Linked DNA regions of Homo sapiens: region 2 is linked to region 1. A link is a loop called in an ENCODE intact Hi-C map of the cell type or tissue named here. Cell type or tissue: GM12878. All regions are shown on one strand. Each heading gives the region's core, and the rest is flanking DNA. Links, peaks and the distances in the headings are about the cores only.

Evidence for each region. Peaks named below come from ENCODE experiments on the same cell type or tissue, not always from the same donor. Only the 100,000 strongest peaks of a DNase experiment are listed, where the experiment ranks them.
Region 2: a loop joins it to region 1, with 10 times the contacts of the local background. A loop is called at or near these places in 14 of 110 quality-filtered maps.

The regions. Positions count from the first base shown.
Region 1 is chr2:49,487,013-49,496,405 of GRCh38, reverse strand. No RefSeq gene overlaps it. Among named protein-coding and RNA genes, the nearest start is that of FSHR, 340 kb to the right of the region's middle. In GM12878, for the core only: a CTCF peak has its summit at 5,436 (motif pointing right); no DNase peak of the experiment used is centred there.
Region 2 is chr2:48,941,486-48,950,878 of GRCh38, reverse strand. No RefSeq gene overlaps it. Among named protein-coding and RNA genes, the nearest start is that of MIR548BA, 110 kb to the left of the region's middle. In GM12878, for the core only: a CTCF peak has its summit at 4,215 (motif pointing left); a DNase peak (open chromatin) is centred at 4,178.

The DNA.
Region 1 (9,393 bases), core at 861-8,860:
CTTCTGCAAATGCATATTCAGTTTTCTCAGTACCATTTATTGAAGAGGGTGTCATTTTCCCAATGTATGTTCTTGGTTCCTATGCCAAAAATCAGTTGGCTGTAAATATATGAATTTATTTATGGATTTTCTATTCGGTTGTTTTTTTGGTCTATGTGTCTGCTTTTATGCCAGTACCATGTTGTTTTGGTTACTACAGCTTTATAGTATATTTTGAAGTCAAGTGGTGAAATGCCTCCAGCTTTATTCTTTTTGCTCAGTATTGCTTTGGCTATTTGAGATCATTGTGGGTTCCACACAAGTTTTAGGAATTGTTTTCTCTATTTCTGTGAAAAAACGTGATAGATATTTAACAGGGATTGCATGGCTTCTGTAGATTATTTTGATTACTATGGCCATTTTAACAATACTAATTCTTCTGATTCATGAGCATGGGATATGTTTCCATTTGTTTGTGTCCTGTTCAATTTCTTTTATTAGTATTTTGTAATTTTTCTTATAAAGGTCTTTTACCTCCTTGGTTAAATTTCTTAGGACTTTTTAAGCTATTGTATATGGAATTGCTTTCTTGATTTCTTTTTCTGCTAGTTCATTGTTGGTGTGTAGAAACACTACTGATATTTTTATGCTGAAACTTTATCAAATTTGTTTATCAGCTCTAAGCATTTTATTGGTGGATTATTCACGATTTCTCTCTCTCTCTCTCTATATATATATGTATATATGTATGTAGAAAAAGTATATATGAGCAGGGCATTTTTAACAAGGTAAAATTTCACTTCCTTTTTTCTATTTTGGATGTCTCTATTTTTTTTCTCTTGCTTGATTGCTCTAACTAGAACTCCCAGTACTACGTTGAGCAGGAGTGACGAAAGTGGACCCTCTTGTCCTCTTCTTCTAATTCTTAGAGAAAAGACTTTCAGCTTTTCCTTCATTCAGTATGGTGTTGGCTGTGTTTTTGCCATATATGGTATTTATTATGCTGAGATATGTTCCTTCTGTGCCTAATATGTTGAGAGTTTTTATTATGAAAGGATGTTGAATTTTATCAAATGATTTTTCTTCACCTATTTAGGTAACTATATGGTTTTTGTCCTTCATTCTGTTGATGTGATGCATTACATTTATTGATTTGCAACTTTTTAACCATCCTTGAATCCCTGGGATAAACCCCACTTGATTATGGTGTATTATCTTTTTGATGTGCTATTGGATTGGGTATGCGAGTGTTTTTGGAGGATTTTTTTGTATTTATATTCATCAGAAATACTGGCCTGTACTTTTTTTCTTGTGCCCTCATCTGGTTTTAGTGTCGGGTAATGCTGGTCTTAAATAATGAGTTAAGAAGAATTTTCTACTTTTCAAACTCTTGGAATAGTTTGTGTAAAATTGGTGTTAGTTCTTTATAAGTTTGGTAGAATTTAGTAGTAAAGCCATCCAGTCCTGTGTTTCTTTTTGTTGGGAGAATTTATATTACTAATTTAGTTTTATTACTTGTTACTGTGTGTTCAGGTTTTCTATTTCTTCCTGGTTCAGTCTTGTTAGGTTATATGTTTTTAGGAATTTATCTGTTTCCTCTAGGTTTTCTAATTTTTTAGCACGTAGTTGTTCATAATAGTCTATTATGATCCTTTTTATTTCTTCGTTATCAGCTTAATGTCCCTATTTTTCTTTCTGATTTGACTGATTTGGGTATTCTGTTTTTTCCTTTATTGGCTTAGCTAGCAATTTATTTATTTTGTTTATCTTTTCCAAAAAAAGACTTTTCATTTTGTTAATCCTTTGTACTTTTTTTAGTCTATTTTTGCTCTGATCTTTATTATTTCTTTCCATCTTCTAATTCTGGGTTTGCATTATTCTTGTTTTCTAGTTCCATGAGGTGCATTGCTGTTTATTTGAAATTTTTCTACTTTTTTGATGTAGATGTTTATTGCTATAAAGTTTCTTCTTAGACTGCATTTGCTTTATCTCATAAGTTTTGGCATGCTTCCATTTTTATTTGTTTTCAGAAATTATTTTCTTCTTAATTTTTTCATTGTTGCAGTGGTCATTTAGAAGCATGTTTTAAAATTTCCATGTATTTGTATACTTTCCAGTGTTTCTCTTGTTATTGATTTTTAGTTTTATTCCATTGTGGTTTAAAAAGATACTTGATATGATTTTGATTTCTAAAAATTTGAATTTTTGTGTGTGATCTAAATTTAGCCTATTCTGGAGAATGTTCCATTTGCTGATGACAAGAATGTATACTACACTGTTACTGGATGAAAATGTTCTGTAAATGCCTGTAAAGCCTATTTGTTCTAAGGTTTAGTTTAAATTCAATGTTCTTTTGTTGATTTTTCTGTCTAGATGATCTGTTCCATGTTGAGAGCGGAATGTTGAGGTTCTCAACTGTTACTGTATTTGAGTCTATTTCTCCCTTTAGATCTAATAATATTTACTTTATATATCTGGGTACTCCAGTTTAGAGTGCATATATATTTGGAATTGTTATATCCTCTTGATGAATTGATCCCTTTATCATTATATAATAACCTTCTTTATCTTTTTATAGTTTTTTACTTAAAATCTGTTTTATCTGATAAGTATAGCCATTATTTCTTGCTCTTATTTTTTTTAAAACGTGGAATATATCTTTTCATCCTTTCACTTTCAATTTATATATTCCTTTACAGGTGAAGTGAGATTATTGTAGGCAGCACATAGATGGGCCACATTTTTAAAACCATTTAGCCAGTTTATGTCCGTTAAGTAGGAAATTAAATCTTTGTACATTCAAAGTTATTATTGATAGGTGACTTATTCCTGTCATTTTGTTAGTTGTTTTCTAATGGTTTTGCACATTCTTTGCTCTTCTTTGTCCTTTTTCTTTATTATTTGTCCTTTCCTCTTCTCTTATTGTTTATAATTGTGGTTAGATGGTTTTCTGTAGTTGTAGCATTTGACTCCTTTCTCTTTCTCAGTTGTGTCTCTGTTGTACCATCAGGTTTTATATTTTTGTATGTTTTCATGATGGCAGGTATCATTCTTTCAGTGCCTGATGTAGGATTTCTTGAAGTATTTCTTTTTTTTTTTTTTTTTTTTTTTGAGACGGAGTCTCGCTCTGTCGCCCAGGCTGGAGTGCAGTGGCGGGATCTCGGCTCACTGCAAGCTCCGCCTCCCGGGTTCACGCCATTCTCCTGCCTCAGCCTCCCAAGTAGCTGGGACTACAGGCGCCCGCCACTACGCCCGGCTAATTTTTTGTATTTTTAGTAGAGACGGGGTTTCACCGTTTTAGCCGGGATGGTCTCGATCTCCTGACCTTGTGATCCGCCCGCCTCGGCCTCCCAAAGTGCTGGGATTACAGGCGTGAGCCACCGCGCCCGGCCTTGAAGTATTTCTTATAGAACCAGTCTAGTGGTAATAAATTCCTTCCATTTTTGCTTGTCTGGGAAAGACTTTATTTTTTCTTCATTTTTGAAGGATAGTTTTGCTTAAGTTTCTTCTTTCAGAAATTTGAATATATCATCTTATTTTCTCTTGGCTAGTAAGATTTCTGCTGAGAAATTCACTATTAGTCTGATGAAGATGCCCTTATCTGTGACTTGACACTTTTCTGTTGCTGCTTTTAGAATTCTTTTGTCCTTGACTTTTTACAGTTTGAGTATAATGTGCCTTGGAGAAAACCTTTGGGGTTGAATCTAATTGGGTATCTTTGAGCTCTCTGTTTGGATGTCTCTATCTTTTGTAAGACTTGGATAGTTTTCATATATTATTTTGTTAAACAGATTTCCTATGCCTTTGCCCATCTCTTCTCCTTCTGGACCTCCCAAAATTAGAAAATTTTGTTGCTTTATGGTGTTCTATATGTCACTTAGCATTTCCTCATTCTTTTTTTATTCTTTCTTTCTTTCTTTTTTTTTTTTTTTTTTGAGATGAAGTCTCACTGTTGCCCAAGCTGGAGTGCAGTGGTGTGATCTCAGCTCACTGCAACCTCCACCTCCCATTTTCAAGTGCTTCTCCTGCCTCAGCCTCCCGTAGCTGGGACTACAGGCACGTGCCACCATGCCCAGCTAATTTTTGTATTTTTAGTAGACACAGGGTTTCACTATGTTGGCCAGGCTTGTCTTGAACTCCTAACCTCATGAGCCACCCGCCTTGACCTCCTAAAGTGCTGGGATTACAGGCATGAGCCACTGTGCCTGGCCTCTTTTTTATTTCTTTTTAATTTTCTGTCTAACTGGGTTATTTCAAAAGACCTGTCTTCAAGTTCAGAAATGATTTCTTCTTTATGATGTAGTCTATTGCTGAAGCTCTCAATTATATTTTTATTTTATTCATTGGATTCCTCAATTCCAGGATTTCTGTTTGGCTCTTTTTTATTATATCTATCTCTTTGTTGAATTTCTGATTCAAACCATGGATTTTTTTCTTGATATTTTTTGGTATTATTTATCTGTATTCTCTTATTTCTCACTGACTTTTTAAATATCATTATTTTAAATTCTTTTTCAGGCATTTCAAAGATTTTGTTAGGATTTGTTACTGATTGATATTTGTGCTTTTGGTGTAACAGTCACTTGTTCCAATTTTATGGGTTGGATCTTGTGGGGAAAAACTTTCCTGTATAAGTACCTACAGTGTTGGTTGCGTAGGGTGCTTTGTCTTTTATTCTGGTGGGGCATAACAATGTAGTCTTTCTGTAAACTTTTTGGTTGTAATCAGAATCAATGGTGTCCGTGAGACCCTCAGTGGCCTGGGCTGTAGTTGGTAGTGGAGACTGTGTGAGGCTTTGCTTGAGACTAGGTATGCCAGACAAGCTGGTCATCAAGGACCAGTGGTAGTAGGAGTGGAGTGGACAGGCCCTTGGGCTTCTAAATGGCACATTTGTGAGGGTAATAGTGGTGGTAAGGGCACTCATGGTAGCAGTTTCTAGTGGGCCAGTCCTTGGGCCTTTAAGTAGCTTACTGAGGTGCTAGCAGTTGCAGCAGTAGGCTGGATGGGAAGGTGGGTTCTCTGGCTCCTAGATATATGTGTGGCATTGGCAGTTTAGTTGCAGCTGCTGGCCAACTCTCAAGCCCCCATGTGGTATGTTCAGGCATCAGCATTGGTAGCAACAGGCTTGGTGGGCAAGGCCCTAGCGAGTGGGTTGGTGGCAGCAGGCTTGGGAAGCCTACCCTCATATGCTTTACATGAGTGCTGGAGGTGATGTGTGGGGTGGGTAAATCCCTAGGCACTTAAATGGTGCACTTAGGCACCAGTGACAGTGGCAGTGGGTGGAGCAGGCCTGTCCTTGGGCCCCTAGATGGTGAGAGGGGGTGCTAACAGGGGTGGCAGAGGGCTGAGCAAGGCTGGGCTGGCCTGTCCTTCGGCCCCCAGGACAGTGACCAGAGAGACCTATTCCCTAGACCCACTGAAGGTGCATGCAGGTGCACAGTAGCCCCACCACTAGAGGGAGCATGGCTACTATCAGAGTAGTGGCCTTGGGGAAACAGCTCTCAGGCTCTGGGGAGATATCCCTTTAACTCCCATTGTCTCAGGAGGGAGCATCCCTGGTGTGCTGCACCACTCGTTCCCTGGGGTATAGGACACTGTATGGGCTAGAGGCTGGGGACCTGGCCACACCAGTGGCTCCATCTAGCGTCGCAATATTGCCGCCCTCTGGGTGGATGTGGCAGGGGTGGAAGAAATGTTAGCAGAGGTTCAAAAATGTGGAGATGCAGAGACTGTTGAATCTCATAGCAGGATGTTGTCTTTTGGGGCCTGGGCTCTCAAAATGGTACTGTGCTGCAGCTGCTTGGGTCTCACAGAGTATATTGGACTCAGTGTGAGCTCCCTATGTGGAGCGATGCTGTTGCTTGGACTCCAGGCAGCTTTCTATACTAATCTAAGCATCCACAAGGACTGAAACGCTCTCCTTTGGCTAGGATTGCAGGAGGCTGAGGTGGGAATGTGGACTGCTGGAAATCTCTCACTTATCTTTTTTTCCTATAATGGGTAGTTTCTCCTGGCTCTGAACTGATCCCAGCCAGTTTGGCTGGTTTGCTTTTCTCTCCTATGCCTCAGAGATCCCCTGTCACTTCCCTGCTGAATTCCTGTTTTCTCTTAGATGCCCTATTTGATGTGTGATGACATACTTGCTGTTTTGGTCCTTGTTTGTGGAGGAGATGAGTGCTGGGAACCTTTAGTCTGTTATCCTGACATCCTTGGAGATCTTGTCCTCAGCATTTACTGAGTGTTCACAACATGCACACAGTTAAACTAAACACTGGAGGAAAAGCAAAAAAAAAAAAATTGCCTGCTCTTAAGATATTCTTATCTAAATGGGAAAACTGGTTATACACATAGCAAAAATGTAGATTAACACAAATAATATGCATGTAAAAAAAGAAGATCCAAGGAAGCAGTGGATCTTAAGTAAGTTTCCAGGGGTTTGATAGATTTTCATGGTCAGTGTAGGTTTTACTGAGTGTTGGGAGTTGATCAACTAATAATCCTTTCTTTTTGTAAGTAAAGTATTTAGTAAGTTGAATTTCTACTGTGCACCAGGCATTGATACACTTCACTTGAACTTTGGAGTTAAACTACCAGAATTAAAGCTTATTTGGATAATATCCTAGCAGTATGTGCATCAACAAGTTGCTTACCCTTTTTAAGCCTTAATTTTCCACCTGTGAAATGAGGATACTCCCAGTAATAAGTGTGCAATAAACTAAGCAATGGTTTTAATAATGTGTGTGGTACTTATAACTGCTTAATAAAATAACTGTTGTTGTTTTATATTAGTTTTGTTAATATTGTTTTGATCATTATTGACTTGGACTTCCTGTAGGTATATACATATACTACTGTAAATATTAAGTATCAGTAGGACCATATTATCAAAATGAAATGTTTAAAGAGCCAGTGATGACCCATTTGCAGTGATAACTGTAGTCTTAGTCTCTGTTAGATATGCTGTGCACAAATTCTATTAAATTAAATATGATGAATATAGTTATGATTATCTAAAAATAAAGACCAACCAAAATGAGAAAAGCAAAAGCTATTTATTCAGAACTTGCTATAGCAATTGAGTTAGCCACCATCACTTGTGTTTTGGCAGAGAGACTCAAGGACAAGAATGGAGTGGGAAAGCATTATGGTGGAAAAAAGAGAAGGTTTCAGGTATGACCTAATAGGAGGCTGTTGGCCTAGGGAAGCTGTAGGCAGGCTGATTAGAAACAGGGCATTCTATGTGATTTGTTAGGGCTGCATATTTGGCTTTCTCTGAGTGGTCCTGAATTAGAAGCAGAGACAAAAATTAGGGAAGCTGTCAGTTATTAATCAAGTCATGGCTATTTTGAGGTGATTGTTACAGTGGTTATTTTCTGGCTTCTTGGATTGTTACTTGTGATAACAGCCTGACTTCCTGCAGTTCTGATTTATAGCAGGTTGGCCTCCTGGGCTGGTTATTATAGATAAGGGATTAGCTTTCTAGGTACATTACTGCAGGTTGTAGATCAGAGTTCTACATTCATATATGGTCTGGTCATTGTCCATTTGCATATTCAGTCTATTAGGAGTTCAGGATCTGGGGCTAGAGTATGTATATATGTGTTTGTGTGTGTGTGTGTGTGTGTGTGTGTGTGCATATATATATATATGTCGTATAACTTATGATGTGGGGCTTTGGAAAAATTGGTAAATCTCTCTGTGCCTCATTTTATTAAACTGTCAAAAGAGATCAAAATGGTAATTAACTGATGTAATTATTGTGATAATTAAATGAGTTATATACATAAAGCACTTAAAACAGTGTCTGGCACAGAGTATTAGATTTTATACTTACTATATGATTGATGACATACAACATCCACAGGATGTAATTCATGGGATTCACCAGATTCATTGTGAGAATTAGTTGGAGAAATACATCAAATTACAATGACCCAACATTTTTTACCAATATAAATTATACTTTCACTTAAACCACAATGCTCTTAGTAGTACATTCCCTCAGAAGAAGAAATATATTCCTTTCAAGGATATGCAGAGTCTCAATTCTTTACTCCTTTTCTGCCTTCTAACTTGCAGTGCTTTGTGGGGGGTGAAGTATATATTCCTATCCCTTTCATATTGAGCTGGATCATTCAAGTTGCTTTCACTAAAGAAAGACTTGCACACAGGATATAAGCAGAGGCCTTAAGTGTATTTGCACAATTTGACTCAGTCTCCTATGTTTCTCTGATCATCATGAGAAGTGCATGTCCCAGAACGCCATTGTCCCTTTAGTCTAAGCCCCTCAAAAATTATGTGACCAGAGCCCAGAACCAAGCTCGACCAACCCTGAAGCAGAACACCTCAGCTAATTTTTAAATCTGTGTGTAAGAAATATAAATGCTTATTATTATAAACCAATGGAGTCAGGGAGTAGTTTGTTATGCAACATGATAGCAACAATAATAGGCTAATGGAGAAGAATAATCAGTTAAATATTTCACCTACAGTTTTGTCATTATTTGATAAAATGAGTTGTTTGTCCTTTAATATGAGGGGAGCCTTGAGAAGCTGAGACAAAGACTAGCAATCTTTTGGGAAGGCAGAAGTGATTGGGAAAGTTGGGGTTCATGAGGTACTGCCAGAGTGATATATTACTAGTTGGGAATAGGGGAGGATTGAGCAAAGGAGTACATTAGGTACATAGAAAAGGGTGTCATATTGAAAGAGATTGGGGGGAGGCATGTAAAGGGAGAAAAGGAGCATATATTTCACTTCATTGTTTTCAACGGGATAAGTGAAAGAGTTAATTTGTCTCCCCAAAACAATTATTTTCTGCCAGCACGGAAAAATATGTACGTAGAAATAAAAATTATTCATTACAGATAATAGCCAGAAAAACACAGACCTTTGAAAAAAAATCTCAATTTCCTAGAAAAAAATTCAACCAATTAAATCACGCTGGTTGTTAGCATTTCATATTTATGACTACATAAGCATTATCTTTAGAAATAGTGTACATATTTAAATTGCTTTTGCAGTTCTGGCATCAGATTGAAATTTAATTTCATGCAACTCCTGATGATTTTGTTTAGAATATCAGCCTCTGCAGTGAATTCTGTCAGCATGGTGCAGCAAAACCCTACTTACATTTCTGTGAGTCACATGTAGGTAAAGCTTCTGAGTGAAACAGAAGAATACATGCAGACAGAAACATTCTTTTCTTGGCAATGCAGAGCTCCTGCCATATTCTCTGAAACAGGCAAGGTATGCAGTATTATTCATAATTATCTTTATTCATCAGAAATCTCTAGATTTCAGGTGGTGGTCACATTTACCCAGTAGGTGGGCCTGGCTTTACTCCCACAAATACTAATTCAGTATGTTTCTCTTAACCATCGTTTTTATTTGCCAAAGCAATGGACTTAGACG
Region 2 (9,393 bases), core at 923-8,922, 550 kb after region 1:
CTTCATGGGTAGGGATTTATAGAACTTTAGAGATCAATTTGGCTATAGTAAAAATGCGCTTATCGGCTGGGCACGGTGGCGGCTCATGCCTGTAATCCCAGCACTTTGGGAGGCCAAGGTGGGCAGATCAAAAGGTCAAGAGGTCAAGACCATCCTGGCCAACATGGTGAAACCCCATCTCTACTAAAAATACAAAAATTACCTGGGTGTGGTGGTGTGTGCCTGTAATCCCAGCTACTCGGGAGGCTGAGGCAGAAGAATTGCTTGAACCCAAGAGGTGGAGGTTGCAAGGTTGCAGTGAGCCGAGATCGCACCACTGCACTCTGGCCAAATATGCCCCAAGGAAGACTTAGAATATTCACTTCTGGGAATATGCCCCAAGGAAGACTTAGTCTTATGCACAAGAAGACACATATGAGAATGACCATTGCACCATTCTTTAAGAAATGCCAATAAATATATAAGTTGCTTTTAATTATTTCTGATTGTTGAACTGTTTCCTTATAGTTGAAAAACGGGTCTGAGGCTGACTTTTTGGATTCAATGATAAATCTTTTGTGGGATAATTTCATGGTTAATTTTTAAAAATAAATCTTTGTGTACTCAAAATAATGTGCATTCTGTGTTTGTTCATTATTTATTCACCTTTCCTCCTGGAGTCATTGCATCCTTTTGGATTTAATTGGATTTAATTGCTTCATCCAAAATTCACTTAATTCACTTAACTCCAGGAGTTCTTTCAAAATGATAGTAATTATGTGTATTTCAATTTCACATTATAGTAATAATTTGGCCCATCATGAAATTTTAGTTTTACTGTCTTCTTTTCTTCTTCAACACTTTGAAGATATTAACTCATTGCTTTCCCACATCTAATGTAGCTGCTGAAAACTATGATTGTAATCTAATTTTCATGTTCCTTTTGGGTAATATGCTTTTTATCTTGAAGCCTTTTAGAATGTTCTATTTTTAATATTCTTTAATGTTACTGTAGAACATTTCTATGTGAGGAGGTCACCTCTCCTGTTCAGCACTCTGTGTCCTTTCCATTTGAGGTCTATTTTTCTTCCTACACGATGCTCTTGGAAGGATACTTACACTTCAACTTCAGTCCTCCATATTTGTTGACTTGCATTCTTTCTATCTCTTTATCCTTTTCCAATGTCTTCTGAGGAAGTTCCCGGCCTCAATATTTCAGTCTACTGATATATTATTTTGCTGTATGCATTCTGATATGTGGCCCATCTATTGAGCAATCTCAGCAATTATGTTTAGACCCTCAATATCTCCAATTTGTTCTTCATATTTTCTTCTCCCTGTTTGTTTCAAGAGTCTCCTTTATGTTTCTAAGGATAATTACTACACCTTCTTTTTTTTAAATTATTGTCCATTCTGTTTCCTCTGGTTTAGCTTATTTATTTTGTTAAATTACTTTCACGGAACTCTTACTATTCACATCTTACCATTTTTCCTCGTAAGCTCATCTTTTATTTCTTTAGACTATTGACTGCTTTTGCAAATGATGTCTATGTGGGAGAGGGGTAAACACTTAGGCCTTGCCCTTTTCTCTATGTGAGTTGGAGGAGGATGGTCTTCAAGGCAGAAAGTCTCAAAGGTTGCAACATGAATTCAGCCATCCTCCAAACCCCACCACCACTCCACCAAACACTCTCTGGCCTCTCATCACCAGGCGTGTTCTTAAGAACAAAAAGCCTGTGTAATTTCCTACTCCACTTGGTGGAAGGAGAAGGCAAGAATGCTCAGGGGACATCCAGGTGTTGTCACTACTAGCTTCACATTTTGACTCCAGAGCTGCCCTGATGTTACCCTGCCACTTCTGCCTGATTCTGTTGCTTTCCTGCCCATAGATCTAGGCAACCGGTCACCCAGAGTACTGTGGGGAAAAGAAAGGAAACACTAGAAAGCTTTCTGCCACCCGGATGTCTCTGGCTTTCCTCCTCTCCAGGCTGTCGTTTCTCCCAGCCTGGCAGCCAAACACATTCATCTTCCTAAGAGTTCTCACATTTTCATGTTAGCTAATAAAAATGGTTGAGATCTGCCAGCGTTTTCCCTGCTGCTGTTCTCCATTGTTGGGTTCAGAAAAGAAAACCAACAATTTGCAAAGACTTGAGCCATGTGGGACTCCAAAAATAGTAAGGCTACATAACAAAAACTTTGTCATTAATACCCTATCTCTTACAATTTATTTTAAAAAGTTTATCTTGGCTAAGTACAGAGCTAAGTATGTTCTAGCTGAACTCAGCCTACACAGCTTTCCTGACCATCGTCAAACCAAAGAGAGAGTTTCAGAATCAATTGAGTTTGATCAAAGTTCACCAGGAGTACTTTAGAGAGAATATTTGACTACTTTTAGCCATTTCTCAGGGCAGGCACAGTGGTTCATGCCTATAATCCCAGCACTTTGGGAGGCCGAGGAGAGAGGATTGCTTGAGGCCAGGAATTCAAGACCAGCCTGGGCAACATAGGAAGACCCTGTCTTTTTTAAAAAAATGTTTAATTAGCTGGTTGTTGTGGTACATGTCTGTATTCCCAGCTACTTGGGAGACTGAGGCAGGAGGAGTATCACCTGAGCTCAGGAGTTCAAGGTTACAGTGGGCTATGATCATGCCACTGTAGTCTATTTCTAGCCCGAGTAACAAAGTGAGACCCTATCTCAAAACAAACAAAACAACGAAAATTTCTCAAAGGCAGAAACTCATGAGAGGAGTGAATAGACAGTCACAAAACCATATCCTCTATAGGGTACAGTTCCTGCCATAATTTAATTCATTTTTTTCTCTCAGCATATGCTTTCAAACTCCCGTCTCTCTTTAGCTGTTCCTTTCCTTCCAGGAAAGATCAAATCTTCATCTATTTTGATTCTATTCTATTCTAATAAGAAGATATAGAATGGTTAGGATAAAGTCTTTCATGGCTTCTCCTATCAGAAAGGATACAATCCAGTTCCTTCAAGTAATTCTGGGTAATCACTAATTACTCTGAAACCGAGCAAGACGCTTTCTGTGGCTCCATTATGGAATTTCTGGATTAGAGAGGACAGAATCAAATTCCTTTTCTCTGCCAAAGGCTATTTATCATTTGAAAAGCATCCTGTGAAAAACTGAGAAAAACAGTTATAACTTGAGCCTCCAAGAAATTTACCCCACTAAGGACATTATTTTCTCCTAGTAAAATAGTATCAATTTATAAGCCAAATAATTTATTTCTGCATAACTGGCTAAGATGTCCCTCATACAAGGCCCTTTGATTAAGCATGAAATAAAACCCACTGCCATTATTTATTATATTGACTCTCAGATTGAAAATAAGGCCTTAACATTGAATAAAGATGTATCATAAGCCCTCCTTATGTCCCTCAACTGTAAAATTGGAACACAAGACCATCATCATGGCTTTTTATGAGGCTTCAGTGACAACTAAGGGGGTTCAACTAATCAATAATAATAATGGAATTCCCAACAATGAACATCTTCTACTTCACCTTTCTGTGGCTCTAGACACACATGCAGACACACACACACCCCACAATGCCTTTATAGAACATTTTCCCTTTCAGTTTTTTCCTCTATTCCTTTCTCTACTCTCAGTCTGTAGCAAAGACTCTCACTCCCGGTTCTCCCAGTGAGAGAAAGATCTTTTACTAAGACTCCATCCACGTGACCAAGGAAGAAAGTTAAAATTAGAAAAAAAGTAGACCAAGACCAACCAAGATTCCTCAGTGCCTTCTTTCTTCTCCTACTGTAGACACACTACACCTCCACCTCTTTTTCCCCACCACTAAAAGAACAGGAAAAGGTCTTGGGGAAAACTGGCACAGCCGCTGACAAGGTAGATATCATCATCTCCCATTTTACAGGTGAAGTAGCTGAAGCCCTTGGAAGGAAAATGACTTCCCAAATATGCTACAAGCAGCAACAGGTGAACTAGAATGCAGATTTTGTGCTTCCTAAGACAGTATTCTCCCCATTTCCCCCACTGTAGGTTTCTAACCAGGTACTCAAGTGTTCTCAGTTCATCATAGTCTGTATAGTCAGAAGGACACTAACATTCCCTAATTTTTATTACTTCAAGTATCAACCATTTCACAACACCAAAAAAGCTTCTCTATGTCAATGTAATAGGTTTCAACCACCTGCAGTCGACTGTATGCCACCCTTTGTTAGTGGGCAGCTTGCCAGGCTAATACAAGATCACCATCTAGTGGTGAAATCAAGTAACTACAGGCTACACAGTAAATCAGATTCTTCTCTGCACCCCCCACATCTAACCCCAAGCCTATGGGCTAAGCCACTGCTTATGTTATTTTCAGCAAACTTCCAGAAATAATTTACAAATAAAATTGATAATTTTCCATTACATAAAACATGACATAATTTTAAAATTCTTTTGAGATTTAGGCATCTACCAGGTCAATATAAATATACTTAGACTCACATACACATAATTTTCTACCTGCCCAGCTGATTGCTCTTAGCAGCCTGCAGCTTGACATCCAGTGAGGCTCCAAGTGAAAACTAGAGATGAACCACATTGCAGATGGTTGTAGATAATCACAACTTCAGGTAAGTGCTGGACTCTACTTTCATTAAAGTTGTTCCAGAGGCAGTATCAGAAAGTACTCTCCAAACAAAAATAGCTGCTTCTAAAAAGAATGTGAATGTTGATTTCACTCCCAAACAAGTATTTCTTGAACATCTATTATAAGCTACAAAAAATAATATGAAGTATCTTAGATAAGCATTGAACGGTCCTTTAGCAATCTAGATTCTGCCCACTACTCATTATTTTATGGAACCTGCTACCATCATAGTAAACAAATATACATATTTTAAACACAAAACTCTATAATCATTTTTTAACACAATCACCATGAGCTTCTCTGCCGCCCTTAACACCGTTGACAAAGTACTCATCCTAAAAGCCTCTCCCATTTTTAATTCTTAGACCTGCACACCTCTGATAATGCTTCTAGTTTTTAGTCTCCCCATGCCTCCCAACAATGTATGTATCCTCCAAGGATATAACCTGGGGCTCCCTGTCTTTTTTTGTCTTTATTTTCACAATCTATCACATTTATGATTTTGACTATAGTATCCGTATATCCATTCCTGACGTCTACTCTAAGCTCTAGTTTAACTTTTTTTTTTTTTTTTGAGACGGAATCTCGCTCTGTCACCAGGCTGGAGTACAATGGCGGGATCTAGGCTCACTGCAACCTCCACCTCTCGGGTTCAAGCGATTCTCCTGCCTCAGTCTCCCAAGTAGCTGAGACTACAGGTGCACCACTACGCCCAGCTAATTTTTGTATTTTTAGTAGAGACAAGGTTTCACCATGTTGGCCAGGATGGTCTCTATCTCTTGAACTCATGATCTGCCCGCCTCGGCCTCCCAAAATGCTGGGATTACAGGCGTGAGCCACCGCGCCGGACCTAGTTTCACTTTTTTAATTGTCTTGTGGCTATCTCCCACCGGAACTTCAAACTCAACGTACCCAAATCAGAGATCACAGCTTTGCTCCCAACTTCATTTCTCTTTGCTCATCATTTCAATCCATCAGGCTCCACACTTCGCTGTTACTTTAACTCCTTCCTTTCCCAGTGCCCTCTATCTAATCAGTTCCCAGGGCAGTCAGCACTACATCTGCACTGATTGCTCATCATCCCAGTTTTCCATTTCTCTCCAGGGTCACTACTGTGATTCATGTTCTTATTCTCTCCTACTCTGACCACATCTGTCAGCACATATTTGTTCTAAGCATATTTTTGAAGAAATGACCATATACCAGACACTGACTAGGTATTGGGAATATAGCAGGAACCAAACAAGACAACAGCCTTCCTCTGATGGGCCTTATGTGTTATTGTAGGGAAAGAAAAAACAAAGGAGGAGCAAAGAAAGGCATACAGGAAAACTTCAACATTCTCTCCCTCAACTCTTTTATTCAACAGAACAAGATGCTCTATTACCATCTCATGCCGTATTCTGCACTAAAGTGAACTGTAATGAAACCCAGAAAATTTGAGAGACATTTTACATAGCTAATGGTAAAAAAGAGGAAAAGCAAATGCCTATATTGTTTCCCTAAACCTCAACTCTTGCTTAACTTTATAAAGTCATTTTTATATGTTAAGAAACAACTCCTAAACATTTGAGGGAAGACGGAGTTAATTAGCCAAAAAAAAAAAAAAAAGTGTACTTATGCCTTGCTGTAGCTAAGACTGTGAAACAACAAGCTTTTGTTACTAGGAGGAGAATTAGTTGTGTGTGCCTGTTTCGATCATTTCGTTGGAAACCTAAAAATCTAAATTATGGGTATTATACTTGAAAGGATTAGCTCATCAAATTGATGCTTATTGAGCCTAAAAAGCAATCAACAAGACTTGTGTTTTTTCATAGTCCCAACATTAATTGCTGATTTTAAGGACTTATATACTTGAGTGATTGATTTATCCATTCTTTCATTCATTCACTGAACAAATGTTTATAAAATGTCTACTATGCGCCAGGGATGGGGCTGATTTCTGGGGTAGAGAAATATGATGTTGTAATTATCCTTAAGAAATTTGCATTCTAGCATGACAAGAAATTGTGAAACAATGAGAAAGATGAAAGCTATAATTACAAATCAGACAAGGTTCTACACAGAAGGTTCTGTGGAAGACGGTAGGGTGGAGTCCCACAAATGTTCACCAAAAAGAGACACCTAGGTTGGGCCTTGAAGGATGAATGTTTTTCAGTCAAGAGGAAGAAGAATGTCACAGACAGAAGGAAGAGGATGTACTCAGAGCATGGAACAGCAGAACATTTTCCACTGGGGCAACTGCTAATAGATGACATGATAAGAGCTCCTACTTCAGACGACAGAGGAGGAATGGACCAGCTACCAAACTTGAGCAGAAATATCAATATGGTATCAGACTTGCACAAAATTAGCAGATATTGGCCAGTTTCCGGTGTTAGCTTGTTTGACACGTACTCAAATGACCAACAACCATGCAATATGAATAGACATATGCATGAATCTATTCCAGTAGCATCAGTCAGTGGTAAACTTTCAGACTTGTGAGTCTGTCTTTAACCACTTCACAATTCCTACACAACCTTAAATTAACATACCGTGAATGTGCTTGGTTTGTCTAAGGCAACCATGAATTTATTAAAAGGAATTTTTGTTCTCCCTGCCAGTTTGTGTTATCTAGTATTTGGCTGTTTGTGTTGTTACCACAGCAACATTTGGACAGATAAATTTGGCACAGAACATGTGGTACTGCTAAAATACCGCTTTATGAAGTACTTTCTGGTACTATTTCCACCAGGATAGTCAAAGATAATGTAAGGGAGCCACTGTCTGGGCAGGAATCAAAACAGAAAAGGGGATAAAAAATAAGGCACTGGGTTAGATAAGGGCTTCGTGGACCATGTCCTGTAGCAAGTGATCAATAGTTCTTTCTGGAACAGTCTCTGAGGCAAACCGTGGGTTAAATGATGCTAATAATGCCAACGTGAACTTGGCCCTCCCAAAGGAGGAAAGGGTAGTCAGGTTTTCCAACCTAATTGGCCGTCAATCACTTTTTCACCTAGAGGCTCAGTGACCTTCCAATGAAACACACATTTAAGAAATGCTGGGTTAGATAATCTTATAGCTTCAAAAAATTATATCAACAGAAGATACTTAAATGCATATTACTAAGCAAAAGACGCTTATCTTAAAAGACTACATATCACATGATTTTAACTATATGACATTCTGGAAAAGGCAAATCTATGGAGACAGTAAAAAGATCAACAGTTGCCAGGGGTTAGGGATGGAGAGATGGAGGGAAGAGCACAGAGGATTCTAGGGACGGCGAAACTACTCCACATGATACCATAATGGTGGACACGTCCATTTGTCCAGACCCATAGAATGTACGTCAAGAGGGAACCCTAATGTAAACTATGGGCTTGGGTGATAATGACATGTCAATGTAGCTCCACTGACTGTGACACATGTGCCACTCTGGTGGGGGAAGCTGTGGGTGCAGTGGGGAGGCTGTGGGTGTGTGGGGCAGAGAGTATATGATACTGCCCTAAGTTTTCTGCTTAATTTTGCTGTGAATCTAAAAGGGCTCTAAAAATTAAAGTTTTTCAAAAAAAATTATATTACATTCTACATGGAATAACTACAAAATTAGAGGAACATCTTCTCACTGAGCTGTGATCCTCAAGGTCCCTTTTCTATATAGTAAAAACAGTATTTGGATTTTGTTTTGTTTTTTCAGTTACAGCCTTACCTGCATTTTTAAACACAACTTTCAGGTATTTGGGGACTACATTATTACCAAATCTTGGCTTTGGGAGTACATTATATAGGTCTTATGAACTCATTTCTACTGAGAATGAATTTACTTGCCCCACGTGTCTCTGTACCTAATTGTCAGGAAATGTCTACTTTTTTTGTTGGGGGTTGGGGGGGTGCGTATTTCTCTATTTCTCCTCAAGCTGTAGGCACAATTATTGAATAAGCCCTGTACTAGGTACTGTGGTAAAAAGACAAGAAGTAGAAATCTTGGTCCCTTAAACACAAAGAGTTTGCAAACTGATTGGGGAAAATTAAAAATTGCAAGGGGCAGAGATGAGACAATTAGAAAAATATATCTAAGATTGATTGGCCAGGCATAATAGTAGGCCTAGGTATTTAGTAATAAGATGTGGCCCTTCTCCTCATGGAGCAGAAGTCTATGTAGGGAGAAAAATGTTAAATCAGCAAAAACACAAACAAGCATATGTGATAAGTGGCACAAAAAGAGCATGTGTCATGTAGCCTAATGAAGCTAATTTTGGATCTGGAGTAGGCTTCTCTCACGATGTGACATTAGTCCATTGAAAAGCCAGGGAGTGGTGTTCTAGGCAAAGGAAGAGCATGTGCAAAGTCTGAGATGAGAAACTGCTTTCAGTTCCTGAAAAGATGCATTGCAAAGGGGAGTGGGCATAAGGGGAAAATGGAGAGGTGAGCAAGGCCCAGCATGCAGGGCCTTGAGGCCAAGGGAAGGAATTTGCCTTTTATTCTGGTGAAAATGGAAAGCTTTTGGAGCATTTTAAGCAGAGGAGTGTCATCATCAGCTTAATGTTTTAACAGCATAGGACACTGGGAATCACCCAAATTTGCTGATTCAGTCACTGATCCATTCTCTAATGAAATGGAAGTCCAGAGAAGGAAAAAGTCACGTGGGTTGAAGTTTAAACGTGACATGAGTCAGTTAAAACTGACTCTAGCTATTCGGGGAGGGGGTGGATCATTCACTGGGAAACAGAGCCTATCCTAGAGTTACAAGAAGCTTCCTAAGCTATCAGTGGGGGTGATATCTGTGTGTGTATGTGATGGAGAAGAGG